2 separate regions of the Mus musculus genome follow, and region 1 is linked to region 2. A link is a contact called in ENCODE POLR2A ChIA-PET data. All regions are on one chromosome and are shown on one strand. The core of a region is the stretch at or near the end of the contact, and the rest is flanking DNA. Distances in the headings are between cores, read along the strand shown. Region 1 has its middle 10 kb from the start of Gm39850. Region 2 holds the start of Sp3 (trans-acting transcription factor 3).

Region 1 (5,804 bases), core at 852-3,351, 39 kb before region 2:
GTTATCTAATATTTGTACCGATAAAGACATGGGACGTGAAACCTGCTAGCTCAGCTAGGTAACTTTATATTCTTAACTGTATACAAAATATCTATTTACAAGCCTGATTCTACAACTAAGCTGCTAGTTCTATAGAAATCTTTCTCTCTGTGTCTTTTGACTGAGCTAGTCTACCTTTCTCTAGAGCCTCTCCAAATCCAAGACAACTCCTTGGCTCTCTTAAATATAGCCCTGTTTCACTTGTGTCCTGTCAGCTGCTTCCCTTATTCCTGTAAATCCAAAGAGACAATCCCTATCTCTCTCTCTCTTTTTTTTAAAAAAAATTTATTTATTATTATATCTAAGTACACTGTAGCTGTCACACCATAAGAGGGTGTCAGATCTCATTGAGGATGGTTGTGAGCCACCATGTGGTTGCTGGGATTTGAACTCAGGGTCTTCAAAATAGCAGTTAGTGCTCTTAACCGCTAAACCATCTCTCCAGTTCAATCCTTGGCTCTCACTAGGAGCTCCATCCATAAAGGCTCTTCCAAGCCAAAACAGAGCGCTCACTCAAAAGTCCAATTGCTTACATAAAGAAGTCTCTAGCTCCTCCCCCGGCACCGTTTGTAGGCTGAACCAAATCACTGTCATGGGGGGTGGGGCTCCAAGCCAAGTCAGTAAGGGCCTAACCATTTGCCTCGGGACATAGAGCAAATAGCACAAGATCTCTAAGCAACACGCCTTAAAGCCGGCTGGAACTTTCCATTCTTTAGCATTCTTATCTATGAAGGCCTTTAGAGGCACACCCAATCTGCATCTCTTCAGGACCCACCTAACTGCATCTTACTAGTGCAATATCTATTTAAATGTTTATATTTTGCTAATGATTAGGTTTTCTATGTACAGTAATCAAATATACTGTTACAGTATTGTATTTAAAAACTCTCACTAGGTGGGCTGTGGTGGTGAAAGCCTTTAACTCCGGCCCTAGGGAGGCAGAGAGAGAGAGGGATCTCTAAGTTGGAGGCTAACCTGTTTTACTGAGTGAGTTCCAGAGCAACCAGGGCTACACAGAGAAACCCTATCTTGAAAGACTGGGGTTGGGGAGGACATCAAGGGGGAAAGGAGGACTATACGGGCAATGGGGGGCGGGGTGGGTGGGGAGGAGACACGGCACACGTGGGACCAGTGTGCCCAAGGCGTGCGCCACCACGCCCAGCATCTGGGTTTTTCTTATGGTTCTTCCCTCTGTAGTTTATAACTTGCATCTTACAGTTAGGCCTATTGTCCTTGTCGAGTACTTTCCGAGGAAGGGTGTATAGTTAGTTGTATTAGGTGCATTTCTTTCCTTTTCTATCCCAAGTACATCTGAGAAACCCTTTCAGAGTCCCACCAGCGCCAATCTAAGAATTCAGAGGCGGCTCCCCAACTCCAATTCCCCTCCCCTTGAATGTGTCTTCCATTTCATTGAATTCGCTCCTGGAGTTGCAGACTCTTTAGAGCACTGTCAGGAGTGCAGACAGACCTGCCTAGCACAGAGGAAAGCCTGAATCAACAAGCATAGCATATCCCATATGATGGATAGGCTGGTATTTGCCGTCTGTATTCTACCAAGTCAAAAGCAGGCATTTCTAGATTTAGCCAGGATCAGAGAAATCTCCGATTTCAGATCTAAGATCAGTCAGTGTGATTACCTAATTACAACACACCTGCCACATAGAAGGTAGCGCTTTTAGGAGGGGACTGTGTGGGCGGCGGCTGCCTCATCAATTGGCAACAGATTGGTTGCAATGAAAAAGCTGTGGTTCCACTATTACTGATGGGATGGTGTGCTTATAAGATCAACGTTTAGCATGGCTGTCCTCCTAGAGGTCCAACAAGCAGCTGACAGAGACAGATGGATACTTAAAACCAACCAATGGACAGAAGTCGGGGATACTTCCTCATTTGTGTCTTCAGCAGCCTGAGTGTCATTCATTCCTCTCCCATGTACCCACCTCCAGGCTTTGTTGGTGCTAGGAACCAGTGAGCACCCACAGCCCACAGTCAAGTACTCCCTCCAGTCTCGGTTGCCAGATTGGACCAGGGCCAGGCATTGGCTGGGTTACCTCCAAGCAGCCTGCGAGAATGCCTGCTGTTCTCAGTGGGTAGCACTCAATTGCCAATTCTTCAAGGGTTCCCTCCAAGCCCTGAAAGAACATGTAACCCTACTGCGTGGTAAATGCCTGTGCCTTCGTTAGGATGGCTGTTAACACACATGGTGGTAAGAAGGTCCCTGGCCAGACTTAGAAGTGGGAGGACTCTAGGAAGCAGATCCTGAACAGAGATAGCAGCAGCGATAGCCCACCTCCCTCTTAAAGATCAGCCACACCTACTGTATGCTGACATCAGCACTTGAGCTACAGGTGACCTTAGGTGTCCTTCAGACCAGCCAGAATAGTTGGCTGCTATTCTCCACCGCTAGGAAATTACTATTTATAATCTGAGAAAACCACTGCTCCCCCTTTCCAATGGCTACACCTGTTTTTCCAGACATATCTTTAAACGGGAACAACTGTGCAGGCAAACTTGTCTGTTCTACCAGGAACAGATAGGTAATAAGGCCATGTCTGACTGCCTTTGTATTTCTGATAATTCTCCACACTGTATGTACAAGTTGCAGAAGACTGGACGTGAAGGTTATGGCAAACCTGATTTTCAAACACTCCTGTCTCTATCTACAGCTGTCTGAGCATATCTTGTTCCCTCTCCAGTGTGTCTACCTTCATGAGTTCACCCCCTGCCCTCCATAAGCTGCCTCTTGACAGGAGCTCTCAGATTCTCCTGCCATCTCCACTAACCTGCAGCTAATGGGATATATTTCAGGGGGAAGGGTTTTCGTCCTTGATCCAGCAATAAGCCAGCGTCTCTTTTACTTAGGCAGTGGCCTTACCTGGTAACTTGAATATCAGCCTTCTATAAAGGGCAGGCAGCTCTCACACAAATGATGGAAAAGAGACATTGGACAAATATGGAGGCTACAGCAATAAGGTCTCCCCTACTGTGTGTGGAGAGGAAAGAGACATTGGGAGAGGCTGGGTATTGCTGAGAGACGTCGGTGGATTGATGAACTTTTGATCATTATTCTAGTAACTTTGGGCAAAAGAGTACCTTCAAGAGCACCAGGTTGAGCTGGGATGTGGTGGTGCACACCATTAAATCCCAGGACTCAGGAGGCAGAGGCAGGCAGCTCTCGGAGTTTGAGGGCAGCCTGGTTTCCAGAGCAAGTTCCAGGATAGCCAGGGATACCTAGAAAAAACTCTGTTTAGAAAAACAAAAACAAACAAACAAACAAAAAAAAAAACCAACCAAACAAAAGCCAAGCTTTGTCCCCATTCCAGTCCCTATACACAAACTGTGGGCAAGTGACTTCATCACTTCATCTTTACTGTTAAAGGTTGCAGCTGGGGTGATGGTGAGATACAGGGATGCCCAGAGGAAGCAGGTAAAAATGAACACATGGACAAGTGAAGGAGGTGTTGGCATGCTGTGGCTGCCTGAAAATGTGGGCTCTCACTTCTTGCAGCAATTTAACAGGATAGATTGTTTCTGGAACAAGCCTTGGACCTGAGCATCCGAGCAAAGATGGGGCCATAAACCGGTGTCCCTAACAAGCAGCAGTGATTGTAACACCAAAGTGCTCAGTGGGCTGAGTTGCTGTTGCTTGAAATGGGAAGTGTTTCTTACTGCTTCACATCGCAAGCCATGATTTTTTTTTCCTTTGTAAAGACATTATTTTTTAAACTTTTTTTTTCTCCTAAGAAAGGAGTTACTGTTCATTGTCTGGTGAGCTGGGGTAGCTACATCCAGGGTTAGCAGCTTCATTTATTATCACTGTTTTCATGATCTGGATTTTAAAGCATCAATTGCTAAAGTTTTTCCTGTGGAGGCAGAATTGCTTAATAGGGAAACCGGGAATAAAGCTACTGCCTGTCCAAAGGAGGTGGGTTGCTTTCATGAGAATGTTGAAGTTTGAGCTATACACTCCTATAGTTGAACCAAATAAAACGTATCCCTATCTAGCTTGCGAATGAATGAGACTCAGACTGTGGTCATTTTATTTGGCTTTGACAATTACAAGGGTTAGCCTCTAACCTACTTTTCTAACTGCTGGCCTGGCTACTTCCCCAGCGGTGTATCCCAAATACTTGCTGTTTCTCACAGCCATGTGTTCATGGTCCATCTCCTCCCATAGCGGATTCCTCCTCTCTCTGAGTCTTCCCTGGCTCCCATTGCAACCTTCAACCAGGTAACTCAAAACCTGCCTATCTCTAATCCCTCCAGTAAATGGCTATACCATTGTATTTAACTAGTAGTTTTAAATTAAGGAACAAGGTTTGCGCAACAAAAGTTGGTAACCGTGTGAATTCACTAGTAGGCAACTAGACCTTCTTTCTGGTACAGAATTTAGCATTATAATACATAGCTACAGACAGAACCTCCATCCACTTGGGCCTTGGTAGTCAGTGCTTGGGAAATCTGGAGATAGTGCTGAGCCAAGTGAAAGATGAAGATACAAGAGAAACCAGGGGAAATGGGGAGGAGGTGGGCTTGTGTAGGTTGGCTAGAAGACTCTGAGCAGGATTAAAAACAATGAACACCACTCACAGACCCAGTCACAGTGTGTGGAGCAAAAGAAGGCTGTGGGAGGTCTCATTCTACAGACATGGTACAGTTCAGAAAGGTCTCCCAGGAATATTCTATAAACTGGTTCTGTTTGAGATCAGATCCCTGATCTACTGACAAGTAAGATAATTTTCTACAATTGAGAGACACTGCAGTTTGAAAGTCTAGAAGTCTTGGAATCTGGAGCAGAGATTTACAAATTTTCACAATATGCACTTAAATTTGAATTATTATCACTGGCAAAAAGTTATCAACTATTTCCAGCTCCTAATTCCCAGCTAAAACCCATAAAAATAATACCAAGCAGGAAATCAGGGCCTGCATCACCTATCCTCTTTGTAAGCCCCCTATTCGTTCCTATAGTCTTCTGACAATGAGTGGTTTGGGGTAAGATGGGGCCAATAAGGACCCAGAATTTTAATAAAGTAGCTTGCTTACAAAAAAGGACTCAGGGAGTACTATTTGAACACATTCTGCTGAAAGACCCCCGTTTCTAGGGAGACTCTGGTTCAAGTCCCAGGATGAGCTGACACCCCAATAACTCGAGAGAAACCATTCTTGATGCAATATCAAATGAGGTTTATTCGAGTATCAGCATGCTGAGGCTGAGCTCGTAACCCACACGGGACAGAGGAGATCGACCCCCAGCAGTTGCAGTCGAGGGTTTTTAAAGAATAAACCACAAAGTGAGAGGAGGATAAGACCACAAAGAATGAGGAAGCTGAGTAAACATCCTAAGAATGGGGATGGTGAATTACAGCTCATCTCTCAGGCTGAAGGCTAAAGAACAAAGAACTCCATGCTGGGCTTCATTTCTAGGGGTCTAAGAAACACATTGAGTTGGGGTCTTACATTCCCCACTCCTTCTAGTAAATAGTTCTAATCATAGAACTAGAAAAATTAAACCTCTGACTCAGTACAGCCTGTATCAGCCTGTTCTACATTTTGATATTGTTGGTGTAGCATAAGAACCAGTACAGTACTGACCTGCTGTCTGACAAAAGCCAATATCTTGTTAATTATGCAGGGACCTATAGTAAATAAAAGAAGCAAAACTAATAAGGGGCCCATGAGGGCAGATAGTAAAGTAGTCATCCATGGGGATTTTGTGAAGCAACCTTCAAACCATCCTCCATTAGCTTCTCACTCTCGTTTTA
Region 2 (6,252 bases), core at 2,929-5,428:
AATGGTTGTGTGTGGTTAGTGGGTGCTGTAAGGAACAGACAACAAGCATTTTCACTGCCCTATATATTTTTTCTTTGTTTCTTTTCTTTTTTTTTTTTTAAATTGGACAGTGTAGCAAAAATGGAGACTTCATTTGAGAGAAAACCAGAAAGCAGCTGAGGTTTAGGGAGGAGAGCATTCTCAGGAGGAAGTGTTTCAGGGTTGTATGTTGAAACTGGTGTCAGGAAGGCAAGTTCTGGAGAGCTTGCATAAGGAAGAAACAGAACAGCCCCGGAGGTACCTGCACCATCCCGTGGAGGGTTTATACACTGGGTTACGTGGGGAGTGAACACAGAGGTGCTGACACACTAGATAAGTCCGTGACCACTGAGATTACAGCTGGCCCTTGTTACCTCTCATTTTGAGACAGTTTCACTGTGTAGCCCAGCATGCTTTGAGTTTGAGATTCTCCTGCCTCAACCTGCCAAGTCCTGGGATTACAAGGTATACCAAGCCTGACCTACATGGAAAAGTTTTTAATTTTTTTAAACTTAAAAAAATTTTTTATTTATTAATTAAAGTCAGGGTGCTGTGTAGCCCTGGAACTCACACTCAGAAACCCGCCTGCCTCTGCCTCCCAAGTGCTGACATTAAAGGTGTACGCCACCAGGCCTGGCAGAATTTTTTTTTTTGCCAAGGAACTTGTTCATGGACAGAGTTCTAAGAACGTGGCAAAGGCTCCCGAGTCTGCGCAGTGACCCCCTCCTTGTTTTATCCATGCATCCAAATCCTTCCACCCATAGGCCATGTCCATCTTCTGGCACCCAGACCTGTATGCCTCAACTGTCTCCGAGTTGCTCCCAGTCCTCATTTCAGTCCAATTTTCTAGTGGCTAAGGCTGGAGCCTTCGTCATATGGAGTCACTGACTCTTCCTGGTCAGTCAGGACATGCTTGTTTTACTGTCTCGACAGGTACTCATTTGTTTAAAAAGGTTAAAACAGGATTGCGTAATATTAACACAATATGAAGTATGGTGATACCCTCAGCCTAACTTAACTAAAACTTGGACATGTAAGCACAACACCTAGGAATTCCATTTAAATCTCATTTTCCTCATTTATGGAATTTGTGCTTTATACTACAGCACGTGTCATGGTAAGGTGACAACTTGAGGGACAGTTTCTCCATCATGTGGATTCCTGCGACTGAAGTGTTGTCAGGTTTGGCTACAAGCCCTCCCGATCTGCTAAGCCATCTGGCTGGTCCTCACTTTTGTCCTTAACTGTTTAAAACTTAGCATCTTGAAGACTTACAGTGAATTTCTGTATTGCTATCATTTCTGGTTGCAGTGATACAATACCCTGACAAAGAACAACTTTAAAAGAAGAAAAATTTATTTCAGTCCTTTCTAGAAGGGAACCCAAGGAAGCAGGAACTTCAGTCATATTGGACTTTAGGTCACATCGAATCCTTACTAAAAGAGAATTGAATGCTTGCATGTTTACAGCTCAGCCTATTGTCTCTGCTCTTATATGGTCCAGGACCCAAATAAATGAAGGAAACGGTGCCACTCACAGTGGACTATGTCTTTCCATATCAGTTAATTTAATGAAGACAGTCCCTCATAGACACAGGTCAGACGGATCCAGATAATCCCTCATTAAGACTGTCTTTTCAGGTAATTCTAGATTGTGTTAAATTGACAAGTAAAACTAACACTAACAGTTATTATGTATATCCGTATATAGTCACAACTTAGTATGTTTTAAAATATCCTTTAATAATTAGCACAGGTCTACATATTCTGAACCTACTCATTAGATGAAGAAAAAATTCAGAGCCCAAACCCCCCCCCCCCCCCATAGTACCTCCATTTTAGTTTGATATGGTAGACTAATCGCTGACCATGACACCATATAACGTTTCTAGCTAGTCAGTGAGGTACCTTACAGACTAAGCTTGATTTCCTTCTCTTGGAGTTGTAGCTGATGTTATTACCAACTTTGTCCTAGTCTACTGGGGAATAGGGTGATCTGGTTTTGTTTCTTGGCCAGGAATAGCTTGTGAAAATCTTGAGAGAAAACAAGAAACTGGGCCAAGTCGTGGGGACAGGGGAAAACAGATCTTACTGTTGTTTCGAGATTTGTTCATGATAATACTTGATTCTCATTTAATGACTGTACAAAAACATATTAATCCACCGTAAATTATACTGTATGTTACTACATGTATTTATCTAAATACCGGCTTTATGCTTTGCATATACTTTAGTGTATTTGCACTAGTTAAGAAATAAGTATTCTTGCAAGAGACCATTTTGCTTTTGGTCATCTTAACATAGGGTGTCACAGTGACTCAACTGTGGTTGGAGAAGTCTACTGAATCTCACCTTATGCTGAGTCATACTCTTGCTGATGTTCATTCTTTTTTTTTTTTTTTTTTTTTTTTTGGTTTTTGTTTTTTCGAGACAGGGTTTCTCTGTGTAGCCCTGTCTGTCCTGGAACTCACTCTGTAGACCAGGTTGGCTTTGAACTCAGAAATCCGCCTGCCTCTGCCTCCCAAGTGCTGGGATTAAAGGCGTGTGTCAACACCGCCCAGCACTGATGTGCATTTTTAAGAGCTTTGCCTCAAAACAGCTAGTTTGAGTTATCTGGTTTTTGGCCCTGAAAGACTGTTCTTGCTTGCATGACACAAGAGAAAGAGAACATGTGTCACTGTATTAAAAATTACCACGAAGTAGTTGGCGGAGATGGCCCCCACTTTTAATCCCAGTACTCAGGAGGCAGAGGCAGGTGGGTTTCTGTGAGTTCCAGGTGAACCTGGTCTACAAATCCAGTTTCAGGACAACCAAGGCTACACATGAAACTGTCTTGAAAACAAAAACCACAACCAACGAGAAAAAACCAAAAAACAAAAAAACAAGTCCAAAAAGGCTTCTGAAACCGATGTATGCACTGCCCCTCCCCCCCATGAATTTTCAAGTTCGTGTATACAAAGCTAGTTTAAATGCTTTGCCTTCAACCTCATACAAAACATACAAGTACAATAATTGGGATGTTTATTCTTGCTTGAGGTAGATTTCTAATAAAAGTATTGTGGATAGTGTTTCCTACTCTTAAATTCAACCTTTCTTAAGCAAAAGTATCTAGAGGTAATAGACAACGTTCTGTCTGTTGTTTGCAGAACACTTTTTTCTCCTGAATGACTGACTGCAAGGCATTGAGGATGTCAAAGGAAGGGGTGTTAATACACCACTAAGTACAAAATTTAAAAAAAAAAAAAAAAGTAACTAAACGCTCCCAAGAGGAAGGATACTTTTTAGATGTACTGTTTTAACAAATGTTGACTGACTTTCTTGGTTAAGAAGCAGGTAGTTTGTGTGTGCAGCAAACTGATTTTAAAGGGTGACTGTATCTCATTGAATAAAAACATAACTAAGCCTGCTTTGATATCACTGGCCAGAACTAAAACCTTTTTTCTTTATGAAGGGACTGGAGATATCTTTTTGCTCTAAGTGCCCGCCTCCAGGGTCCACAAAAGTAGATGGTTGGTAACCACGGGCTAAGCTCGGGAGGATGAGAAGGTGATGGATCCGACTTGCGACCAAGAGCTGAATGTGTGTGAAAACGTCCTCCTCCAGCCTCGGAGGGGGTGTCTCCCCCAATACCAGCTCCCTCCCCCAGGGCTCGTGGGGCGGGTCCGGTTTGCTCAGTAGCAGCAGCAGCCCTGGGGCCGAGCGGCGGTGGCCTCCTGGCAGCGCTGGCAAGACGCAGCTCCGAGCGCCCGGGCCCTGGGGAGATCCAGTCCGGTCGGCTGCCAGGATGGAGGAGACGTCGAGTGGAGCCGGAGCCACCGGGGACGGACTTCCTCCCCAGCTCGGCTCCCCGACAGCCTGGCGAGGCCTGCACACAGGGCCAGCCAGTGGAAGAGGCCTGCGCCTCGGGTCTGGCAGCCGCAGCCGAGGAACGAGGCTGGCACAGCGGGGTAACGCGCGAGCCGGGGCCGTTCTGGAGAACCTACGGCGCCACGGCCGCTCATTGTCTCTCCCCTTCAACCCGGGGGCAAACAGGAAGCCCGCCGCCAGGCCGAGCGACGGACAGGCGTCCGGACCAATGAACAGAGCTGACGGAGAGCCTAGCGGCAAATGAGAGCCGGGAAGAGGGGCGGAACTTCCGGGCGGGCTGTCGCCCTCTTCCCCCCTTTTGGGCTGGAGGCTCCACCTTTTGTGTTTCCCGCACAGTCAATCAAAATAGGAAAAAAAAAATTCCCCGGACCGCTCCGGCCGTGTCCGCCGCCGCTTCCCGCATCCTCTCCCGCCGCCGCCGCCTTCGCTTCTCACCATGTGTAAGGCGGCGGGGAGCCCCGCCTGAGCTGTCCTAAACACACTATGACCGGTACGTAAAGCCGAGAGAGAGCAACCCTCGCTGCCTCCGCCGCTGCCACTGCCGCCCACAGCCAGCCCGGGGCCGCCACCGCCGGCTCCCGGCCTCCGGGAGCGTGCGACCGAGTGTCGGCGGAGGCAGAAAGCCGCACTCCCATCTCCGCCAGCCAGCTGTCCAGCCCTTCCAGCCCCAGCGCCGAGTGCCCGCCGGGCTCCGGGCGGGCGGCCCGGTCCGCCGGGAGCGCATCCCCCCTGTGTGCGGGCGCGGGCGGCGGCGGCGGGCGGGCGTGTGCGAGTGACTGACGGTGCGAGAGGAGCGAGCGCCGCGGAGGGAAAGGGGAGGAGAGGAGAGGAGAGGAGAGGGGGCAGGGGCAGCGCGGGGAGGAGGAGGAGGGAACGAGGAGGAGGAGGGTTACAGCCGCGGCGGGCGGGGGCAGCAGGAGGGGAGGAGGGAGCGCGCCGCCGCCGCCGTGGCCGCCGCGGCCGGGGGGAGGGCAGGGGAGGGGCAGGGCCCGGGCCGCCCGGCGCTCACTAATGTGGCCGCGGCTCGCGGGCCCCCTCCCTCCCCGCACCCGCCTTCCTCCCCACCCCACCCTCCTCCTCCCCCCTCCCCCCGCGCTGTGCCTGCAGCTCCCGAAAAGCCCGTGAAACAAGAGGAAATGGCTGCCTTGGACGTGGACGGCGGCGGAGGCGGCGGCGGCCACGGCGAGTATCTACAGCAGCAGCAGCAGCAACAGCAGCAGCACGGAAACGGCGCGGCGGCGGCGGCGGCCCAGGTGAGGAGCGGCTGAGCGCGGCCGGGCTCCCCGCGCGCCGCTTTCTCCTCCCCTCGCCCTCCCTCCTTCCCTCCCTCCCTCCCGCGCGCGCTCGCCCGCCCCTCCCCCGCCCCGGGAGCTGCCCGCCCGAGGCGCCAACGCTCCGACCCCGCCCGCGCGCCCCCGCCCGCCGCCTTTTTGTGTGTGTGTTTGTGTGTGTGTGAGTGTGCAAGTGTGCGCGCCCTCCCGGGTGGGATCCGGACGGAGGGAAGAGGCCCGGCGCGCAGCCGTCCGCCGCGGGCCACCGAGCGCGGGGAGAGGCGCCGCAGACCCCGGAGGAGGAGGAGGAGGAGAGCGCGGGGCCGGGTTGGCGGCGCGGCCAGGCGCGGAGCGAGCCGTACTTCCTGTGCGAGCGGGCCCGGCCCTAACCGCCACCCCCCTCCCTGTCTCCCTCTCTGAACCCGCCCATCGCGGGTAGGACACTCAGCCGTCACCGCTCGCTCTGCTGGCCGCTACCTGCAGCAAGATAGGGCCGCCATCGCCGGGCGACGACGACGAGGAGGCGGCCGTTGCCGCCGCCGCCGGGGTCCCCGCCGCCGCCGCCGGAGCGGTAAGTCCCGCCCGCCCGCCATCCCGGGCCTGCGGCGCGCCCGCCCGCCAGCCCGCCAGCCCAAGGCCTCCCGCCGCCGCGCGGCCGTCACGCGCGGGCCGTCCGGCTCTGCCGCGCTTCCCTGCTCGCTCGCGTCCCCGGTGGGAGCCCGGGCCGGCCCGCGCTTTCCGGAGATTGTCACTGCGGCATCGCGCGCAAAATTCCTCACAAAATGAAGTCTGAGACGGAGGAGGTGGGGGGTGGGCACGGGACTCCAAAATGGATGTTTAAGTAATTCGTATCAGGACTTGAAAACTCACTCGCTCTTTGCACTACATTTGCAAGCACAGCCTATCGGTCACAGATAGTATCACCTACCGAGGCAAGGATGGCTCTAGTTTCTAGAGTTTTTGAATCTGGAGCAAGTTTCCAGATCTTGGGTATTTGATCATTTAAGGAGGGTGTTCTTTTATACGCAGGGACGAACATTTTTATTATTATTATTTTTTAACCTGATCATTCAGAATTGTTGGCGTTTTGCAGACTA

What was found. ChIA-PET counts read pairs that join two places held with the same protein, here RNA polymerase II (POLR2A).
Region 1: POLR2A ChIA-PET joins it to region 2 with 45 read pairs in embryonic stem cell. The contact joins the enhancer-like site here to the promoter of Sp3 in region 2. POLR2A ChIA-PET finds 5 or more read pairs at or near these places in 5 of 5 experiments (Patski and embryonic stem cell).

The regions. Positions count from the first base shown.
Region 1 is chr2:73,016,153-73,021,956 of GRCm38, reverse strand. No RefSeq gene overlaps it. Among named protein-coding and RNA genes, the nearest start is that of Gm39850, 10 kb to the right of the region's middle. Within about 2 kb of position 2,101, at least 1 of the 3 ENCODE cell types and tissues checked has a DNase peak (open chromatin) inside an H3K27ac peak, as active enhancers do.
Region 2 is chr2:72,978,372-72,984,623 of GRCm38, reverse strand. It overlaps Sp3 (trans-acting transcription factor 3), which reads left to right and starts at 4,178. Exons shown (of 7, transcript NM_001018042.3): 1 at 4,178-4,374; 2 at 4,992-5,137; 3 at 5,595-5,726. The coding sequence starts at 4,368. Sp3os (trans-acting transcription factor 3, opposite strand) reads right to left here and starts at 5,192. Exons shown (of 3, transcript NR_045269.2): 1 at 5,029-5,192.